2 separate regions of the Homo sapiens genome follow, and region 2 is linked to region 1. A link is a loop called in an ENCODE intact Hi-C map of the cell type or tissue named here. Cell type or tissue: HepG2. All regions are shown on one strand. Links, peaks and the distances in the headings refer to the core of each region. The heading gives the core; the rest is flanking DNA. Region 1 has its middle 210 kb from the start of FIGN. Region 2 overlaps GRB14 (growth factor receptor bound protein 14).

Region 1 (4,407 bases), core at 100-4,099:
TATTTCTTTTACTCCAAACAAGCTATTGCAGCTTCCTAGAATTGCAATAGTATTAGCAGTTCATAAAATTATAATATGTATATATATGTCCGCCTATTTATATACATGAATGCATTTGTGTAAATATATATGAAAACACATAAGTCTGAAAACATGCATACATCTTAAATTACATTTATTTGAAAATAAACCCATCATTGAAGATTTCCTTTTCATATACCTGAAATTGCACTTCAAAAAAAATAAATATGCATTTATAACTGATCTTATTCTCAGTTAATACAAATTAATGGGCTTCCTTATATGACATGTACAATGTCAGGTTAACAATAGCCACCTCGAAGATGGGAGGGGCTTATTTTGGGATGCAGTGGTCTGATCTATCCATCGGCAGAGTTAATTTTTCCTTTCATTCTTGAGTTTCCCCTTGTATATCATGGGTAGTCACAGCCTTTCATTTCCTATTGGAGTTTTCTCTTGGGCTGTTGTCCTGACTCCTCTTTTTCAACTTCCCTTTCCTTCCTAGAATTGTGTTGCTATCTACTTTTGAATATATAACAATAAAATTGAAGCTAAAATGTTCCTTGGGTACATCAGACTGTCCAAGAGAGTCAATAATATGATTGGCATATCCATCCCTTCACCATTTGTTAATGTGCATTGTGCTCAAATGTTCAAATTCATCAGGTCAGTGTTCCAAATGCTGATTGGAAATATTATCTAATGTGCATTGTATGCAGTAGAGTCACACTTCAATTTCAGCACAGGTTTTACATTTTAGTTCCTGCTCATAATCTAAATAAACATAGCGTTTCTCAGCTTAGATTTATTTCAGGCATGCTCTCTCCAAAGGATTTAAAAATTAAAATGACTCCATAGCAGAATGGGAATGTTTATCCATTTAAGATGCTTAGAAATATAAGGCATAATCATCTTTCTTTTAAGCATAATACAGTTTTTGAATAACAGAGAAAATCATTTTGAACTACATTTAACAAGTAGCTTGTTTCAGCTTCGATATTAGCTTGATTTACCATCTGCAGAATTACCAATAACATGATGCATTTATTACCCGTAAAAGCTATTAGCAGGTCATTTTGTTCAGTTCATCATATGTGTCTTGAGACACAATCTGGCGTCTAACAGATTTTCATACATTGATGTCGCAGAGAATCAGACTGTTCTTTAATTGATTGTTTCTTGCTAGACTCCTTTTGATTAAAACAGGTTATGCTATTTGCTTTTACTTCCACATTTCTCCACTTCAAAGTCTGGCCACAGAAAGCAGAAATTATTCTCATTTCTCTGGGTTCTTTTAATTCAAAGTGAATGTATATATTTAAAAGTCTGCCATAATCAAGGGCTTTAAAAATGACTTCGGTTTTTCCAATATATGACTCCCTCAACAAGAATGCAATCCTTACCATGCGTTTAAAAAATGGATTTATCTTTTCCTGCCAAGTCATCATATATTGAACCTCAGAACCTTAAGTGAGTATACAGATCATAGGGACCAAAGGGAATAGAAAGTCTCCCTCAAAGCACTCTTTTCCTCACAATTTGCACAGACCCCGACAAGCAAAGCTGAATTGTGGTGATAGTGTTGTATCCTTTTCCAGAGGGAAAAGAAAAAAGAGTCTTTTGCTAAACTGATTTCAGAAGGCCTAACTCATATTGTTCATTTAAGCAAAGAGATTGCGAAGCTCCTGAGACAGCCCCCCTCCTGAAACGAAACAAAAAAAGAAAAGAAAAAAAAAGGAAATTCCAAAAGATATGTGAACTCAAGGGAGATGGGGTCGGTGGTCCTGTGTCCGGCCTTCTACACACATTCCCCACACAGTTAACACCATAAAAATGAAAAGGCTGAAATCAGATCAGTACTCATCAATAGGAATGAGTAGCAGCTTGCAGGCTCAAAACAAAAGCCTAATTCAGCCCTCAAAAGGTTTTTGTTTGCCTAATGTCAGAAACAAACATAAAACTTTCTATCATGTGACATCCATGACACCAGGCGAGAGCAGTCACCCTTCCCTTAGGCTTCTGTCTGACATAGACAAAAGCCATCAATAGCTCTTTTGTATCCTACCTCAGCTGTCTGTCTTCATTGATGAGTCAGCCAATCATTCCCAATTGTCATCCGCTCCTTCCAGGTGAAATTCCAAAGTTCCCTGTAACAGTCCTCCAGGTCCCAGGACACACTAATTCACAAAATACTATTCTAGCCAATAGCACTCTTCACAGATCAAACATTTTATCAGGAAACAAAAATCATTTTAGTTCTTATTTGAAATTTTTCTGTTTCTTTACTATTGTTTCCACACATTTTGTGAAATATTGGCTCTTCTAAATTTTTTTGGGTAACCAGAAATATGAAAGTATACTACATGTTATTTTGTCATTTTTGTACCAGTAACTCCTTAAAATTTACAGTAGATCTATACAAAGTATAGCTGCATGGGGATTCTAAAAGATTTTTAATGATTTAAACTTGAAAGCCACTATTCAGAGCCAGTGATGCATTGAGGAAAATTATGTAAGTTGTATTTTAGAAATTACTTTTACTCTAAAATTTATTTAAAATCAAGTTGCGCCAATCACTTAAAATATTGCACCAAATTTCACAGGAAATCTCTGGGTGGATGTTTAGTATAAACTGAAAAGCTTAAATGGCTTAAAAATAGCTTGGAAACATCATATAGACACATGAGGCAGTTATTATGTTTAAGTGATGGGAGTTTAATGGTCTTCTCATACATTAAGCCTACACTCTGATGATGGGGAATGCTTTCATCTCACTCTAGAAATGGATAAAAATAAATATTTAGATTGAGTAAATCTGTTGATTTATTTAGTTTCCTTACCTATTTGTAATATTCTTGAAATTCAATGAGGTGAATTTTTACAGCTCAGAGTTCATTAGCCTTCAAATATATAATAAATAGTATGCACTTGGGACAATTAACTGAAGTATAGTCCTGTCTCCTCTCATGATCATATGTTCCAATTTGCACTACTGTAAAATGAAAAAACAGCAGCAACCACACTATTTTATTTGATGGAATACTTCTTTAAATTGACACTAACAAATACTATTCTTAGTTGTGAAGAAATAAGTATAAGTCCTATTCATAAAAATATACCTGTATCAAAGACAGTAGAAATGGCTAAAAATGTACCATTATTTGATTTTGAATTTAAAGTCACAGTTTTCAATGAATCTGTTATGGGGAGATATATCACAGGACACAGCAAGAACTGCATGAAAATTTGTACTTAATACAAATGTAGGCAGGTAATGGAATGGGTTTAAAGATAAATATGTTTTTAAAATGGTATGCTTCTCTAGATGAAAATATGAACTTTTGCCAGAATCCCTTTGAGAGAAGTGGGACAAAAAGCAAAATTCTTTGAAGTGTTCATCAACGTTATCTGTTCTAATCTGGAACTACAAAGTTATACAATCTGTAGATTTCATTTACCAGCTCTGTACCAGTCACTCATGTTAATAAAAAAAAGGATCAGCTAAATGTATTAAAATAGCAGACGTATCCTGAATTGTTTCCTCTGACAAGTGAAATAATAGTTTATTATTATTATTCATCACACATTGCACAGAATTTCTCTGTAGGTCTGTGAAGATGTGATATAAAAGGTAATGTATTACCCAGTCAGAGTTCTCCAGAGAAATAGATCCAATAGGAGATCTATCTACATAGAGAGAAAGAGACAGAGAGAGGGAGAGATTTGTTGTAATGAATTAGCTTGTGTGGCTGTGGAGGCTGTGGAGTCCCAAGATCTATGGTTGGAAAGAAAGAGACTCAGCCAATCAAATGATGTAGTTCCAGTCTGAGCGTGAAAGTCTGAGACACAGGAGTGCTGATTGTGTAGTTCCAAATGAAGTCTAAAGGCCTGAGAAGCAGGAGAGCTGATGGTAAAACTTTTATCCGAGTCCAAATCTGAAAACAAGAGAAGACCAATGTCTCAGCCCAAAGACAGGCAGAGAAGAAGCACAGTCTCCTTAATCTGTCCTTTTTTTCTATTCAGGGCTTCAGTGGATTGGATGAAGCCCACTCACATTGGGGAGGGCAATGCGCTTTACTCAGTCTACTGGTTCAAATGTTACTTTCACCCAGAAACACTCTCACAGTTACACTCAGAATAATGTTTAACCAAACATCTGGGTACCCCATGGCCCATTCAAGTTGATCCAAAATTAACTATCACAGTAATGCACGGTAATTTTATTTCATTCAATGGCTTTCTTAATAGTGAAAAGTGAGATCAAATAAATTACCTTAAATCCTAACAAAATTTACCTTTTAGGCTTCCATTTCCAAATTTGGTAGAATGTTCTAAGATAAATGAATTCTAGGATTTTAACATTATTTTTAAAAGTATATATTATTG
Region 2 (4,407 bases), core at 322-4,321, 550 kb before region 1:
ACGGATCTCAAAGCTTAATGGAGACATCAATTCAGAAACAATGTATCTTTTTAACCAGAGGAAGAGCTATTCCTTTCTAAATGGAAGTTTTCCCATTTTACTAGAGAACGTGAAAAGATAAGTTTGTTTTAGAAGAAAGACATACTTTAAAAGCTTTTAATCTGTTTATTCAACTCTTCAATTACCTTAACAAATTACTATTTAGCTTTTTTAACAAAAATATTTTTAGCACCTTTATATCTTGAATATGTATTTTCACTTTAAATATTCTGCTAGCCCCTTCAGGCACCACCTTCTAGAATGGAAATGTACTGCCAGAAAAACACTGAGAGAAAAACACTGAAATTGAAAAACACTTTCAATTTATTTGAAAGATAACTTTCAAAGAAATTTTCATAACTCAAATGTGTTTCTTTTTTCCAGAGAAGTATATCAGAGAATTCCCTGGTAGCAATGGACTTCTCAGGCCAGAAAAGCAGAGTTATAGAAAATCCCACTGAAGCCCTTTCAGTTGCGGTTGAAGAAGGACTCGCTTGGAGGGTACAAGTAGCTTCACATGCTTCAAAATATTTATGATTTCAGTTTGTTTCACCTAAAAACTTGAGATTTGTTTTCTCCTTCCTTGCTCAGAAAAAAGGATGTTTACGCCTGGGCACTCACGGTAGCCCCACTGCCTCTTCACAGAGCTCTGCCACAAACATGGGTATGTCTGTTCATAGTCATTGCCACTGAGTAGACGGATAGACATGGAAAGGACATGTAATGAAATTGCAGTCATCTCAAACAAAGCTTTGCATTCATCCATCCTATTTCTTTAGCTATCCACCGGTCCCAGCCATGGTTTCACCACAAAATTTCTAGAGATGAGGCTCAGCGATTGATTATTCAGCAAGGACTTGTGGATGGGTAAGTTTGGTATTTTTAATTTTGAGTACTTGTGAATTGGATTTCTCCTATAAGCAGAAATTATTTATTCCATAGCCACAAAGAGTTCTTGATTTGGGCTTATCATAAAACAGAAGTGACATTGTTCTATAAATGAGGTCATCACTGTATTCTAACAGTATCTATATTATACCTGGTACATAGTGTGTGTCTGGTATTTGTATATAAATGGACAAATAACGGAATAGAGTATCTTGTTCTTAACCAGTGATCACTAATATTACCCATTATGTCCTGATTCTAGCATCTCAGATATCAATTGATGGGGGAAAATGAACTTCTTTTTAAGTGTCAATATTTTGATTTGAACATATGATTTCGAAGTATGGTTTATATTATGACATTATGTCAAATGTATTTTTTTAGGTATGATGCAACATGTATTAAGTAAAAAGCTGTTTCTTAAGTGTTTTGAACACTTATTTTTTTGTGTGTTTACATCCCTATTGTCCTTTCTCTAAATTTTAACATCTTAAAGTAATATAGATCCGTGAAAAGAGTACCTTTCAACTGTTTCTCATGTTGTCTTTTAGTGGGGTACCATGGAATACAAAAGAGAAATATAAAATGTATTATGAAAGATTTATAATGTGAAGAATTTTATTTTTCTCAAATTACTCAGTGTTTCAGATACTTTCTATAATACTGGCTGAATTCCCTTTCCAAATGCAGTACAAATGAGGGAGGTTGTATTGTGGTTTAGATGAGTAATGAAATCATTATCAATTTAAACAAGTGGTGATGGGATCTTTTATCTTCAAAAGTTGGCTAATCATGTCATTATCATGACAAGATTTCAAGGTGATTTAATACTGAAATTTGGATAACAATGCTTCTTCACATGGAAGATTATTAATAGGAAGTCAGCATTTCCCCAGACTGTAAATAAGATATTTTAATACGTTTCTTTGCATGGAATGCAGTCTTTTTGGAAATAAATTTGAACAATCAGTAGAATTACAATCTGATGAAACCAAGAAAATAAATGAGTCACAAAGAATTATTAAAATGTTTTGAAAGATTGTAATTTTCTTTATTTCTGAGCCCAGTATTTATAAAGTGAATGAAATGATCGTATAAAAAAAGATACTATCTTATTTTTAGTATTTTTGGTATTCTTTTGGAGAGATGTGATGGTGCCAAGTGATCCACTAGGTGGTAGTGGTGATCTACTTGGGAATGGGAAAAGAATTACAGCTTGATTTACCAGTGAAACGCCCTTTTGTCCCATTTCCCAGTGATGTAATGTCGGAATCTCACACAGCACAAATGAAATGGATAAACTCGTCAGACATCTGTGATGCTTTAAATTTGGCTGCCTCTTTGCCCAGGCACAGTGAGATTCATATTGGATTCACCAGTGGGGATCATTTACACGGTGTATTTACCAGCAGTTAATACAAAACTGGTTTTGCATTGCACTGCCAGTGAATAAGAATCCACTTCTGGCAGCATTTTTCTCTTAGGCTGTTAGAGGCCATGTCTTGTTTTTCTAGCCTGACATTATAGAGGCTTTTCTGCTGCATTCTTCAAGGTTAAAGTATGTGTTTTTTGGATGATTTTTTTTACTTAAAGCATTTTGCTTAAATATTTAATAAATAATTTCAAGATTTTTTTAAAACAATATATTGATTTCTTTCTTGCTATTGTGTATGAACAGTTGAAACCAGAATCAAAAGAAAGGGTATCCAGTATAGAAGAGGGGGTTATAATAAAATAAAATTTCAGGCCAGGCGTGGTGGCTCATGCCTGTAATCTCAGCACTATGGGAGGCCGAGGCAGGCGGATCACTTGAGGTCTGGAGTTCGAAACCAGCCCAGCCAATATGGTGAAACCCTGTCTCTGCTAAAAATGCAAAAATTAGCTGGGCTTGGTGGCATGTGCCTGTAGTCCCAATTACCTGGGAGGCTGAGGTGGGAGAATTGCTTGAACCCTGGAGGCGGAGATTGCAGTGAGCCGAGAGCACTCCAGCCTGGGTGACAGAGCGAGACCCTGTTTCAAAAGAAAAAAAAAAATTCATTCTAAATTCTTACCTTCTTTCAAAACTTAACATGACCCAGAAGGTAAAATAACAGTATGAAAATGCCTTAATCTTTAGGCAAAACAGTTACATGTGAATACCCAGTTTCCCAGTGCAAAGAGAACGTAGCACCAATTGTTGATGCAGACATAACAGTGTATTGTTTATTGTGATCAAACAAACAATCTGACTAATGGGTTGTGTATTTAGCCTATTAAAATTACAGTAGCAGTGATGACAGCTTTATAGTGCAGATTATATTATACCATATTGATTGCCAAGTTGGATAATCCCACCCATTGAATACATAGTAAAGGAGTCCCCAGCTACATTTATGCATACACTTCTTGGATTTATTAATGCTATAGTTCTATGAAATCCATGAGTAAATATAGAAACATTGAAATTCCTTCTCTCTCTTTAGAGTTTTCTTGGTACGGGATAGTCAGAGTAACCCCAAAACTTTCGTACTGTCAATGAGTCATGGACAAAAAATAAAGCACTTTCAAATTATACCAGTAAGTAATTCGTGATTTCACATTTGTGTATTAGAAATGACCTTAATGCATAAGCTTTTGATCTTAATGCATAAGCTTTTGGAAACTTTGGTTTTCTTTTGGTCTTTTTATTAAATATAATTTGGCAGCTTGTGCTTTGACTAGAGTTAACTTTGGCAGAAATGATTTTATGAGCCTGAATTAATATAAGAAATACAGGAATTGTAAAAATTAAATTTTCCTTTTTCTATGAAATATGATTTAGCAATATTGTATAGACCCCATGCCACCTATTGTTAAAAGGGCACTAAAGCTTCTTTCTCCTGAATTCCACTAACGGCTCTTTAGAAAACATTACTTTAAAGCCTTTTCTCCTCTCTTCTCTCAAAAATGTTTTTTTTGTTTTGTTTTGTTTTTAATGGCTATGGCTAGAAACAGAGATTCTATGGAACTGGTGAAGACTTCTGAACACATTTTTAAAAGTTCTGTGATTCGGCTTCTCTGTGACACACAACTTGCTTTGGGATTTCTGTTGCCTCTTCTGCTGTGTGTCTGTGTGGGTGTGCATGTATGTATGTGATGTGTATAGTATATTGGAACTGAATGGTGGGGAGTGAAGATTCAGTCTTTTTGGAAAGGTATTCCATAGTATTGCTAAATTACTAGTGCGTCCTTTTGAATTGCCTCTTTTTGGAGTTATCCAAAGGCTATATAAAATATCCTCCCTACTTCTTTTATTTTGTGATCAATGTCCCCAGCAAATACGAATTGTTTAGTACCAGAAGACTTCACTGATTTAAAAAAAAGAAAACTGACAGAATGACATTCCATTAGCATAATATGTGATTACTTCAGAATAAATCTCATAAAATTATGTAAATATTCATTTTTGTGGCTAAGTAGACAACATTTAGAAAAGGAAATTAATTTCTCAAGTGGGAGCAT

Evidence for each region. A loop is a pair of places that touch in the nucleus more often than their neighbours do. Peaks named below come from ENCODE experiments on the same cell type or tissue, not always from the same donor. Only the 100,000 strongest peaks of a DNase experiment are listed, where the experiment ranks them.
Region 2: a loop joins it to region 1, with 2.6 times the contacts of the local background. A loop is called at or near these places in 1 of 110 quality-filtered maps.

What each region holds. Positions count from the first base shown.
Region 1 is chr2:163,941,238-163,945,644 of GRCh38, reverse strand. No RefSeq gene overlaps it. Among named protein-coding and RNA genes, the nearest start is that of FIGN, 210 kb to the right of the region's middle. In HepG2, for the core only: no CTCF peak of the experiment used is centred there; a DNase peak (open chromatin) is centred at 2,024.
Region 2 is chr2:164,493,507-164,497,913 of GRCh38, reverse strand. GRB14 (growth factor receptor bound protein 14) reads left to right here. Exons shown (of 14, transcript NM_004490.3): 10 at 424-540; 11 at 631-703; 12 at 819-906; 13 at 3,390-3,483. Among named protein-coding and RNA genes, the nearest start is that of GRB14, 130 kb to the left of the region's middle. In HepG2, for the core only: a CTCF peak has its summit at 2,111 (motif pointing right); a DNase peak (open chromatin) is centred at 2,133.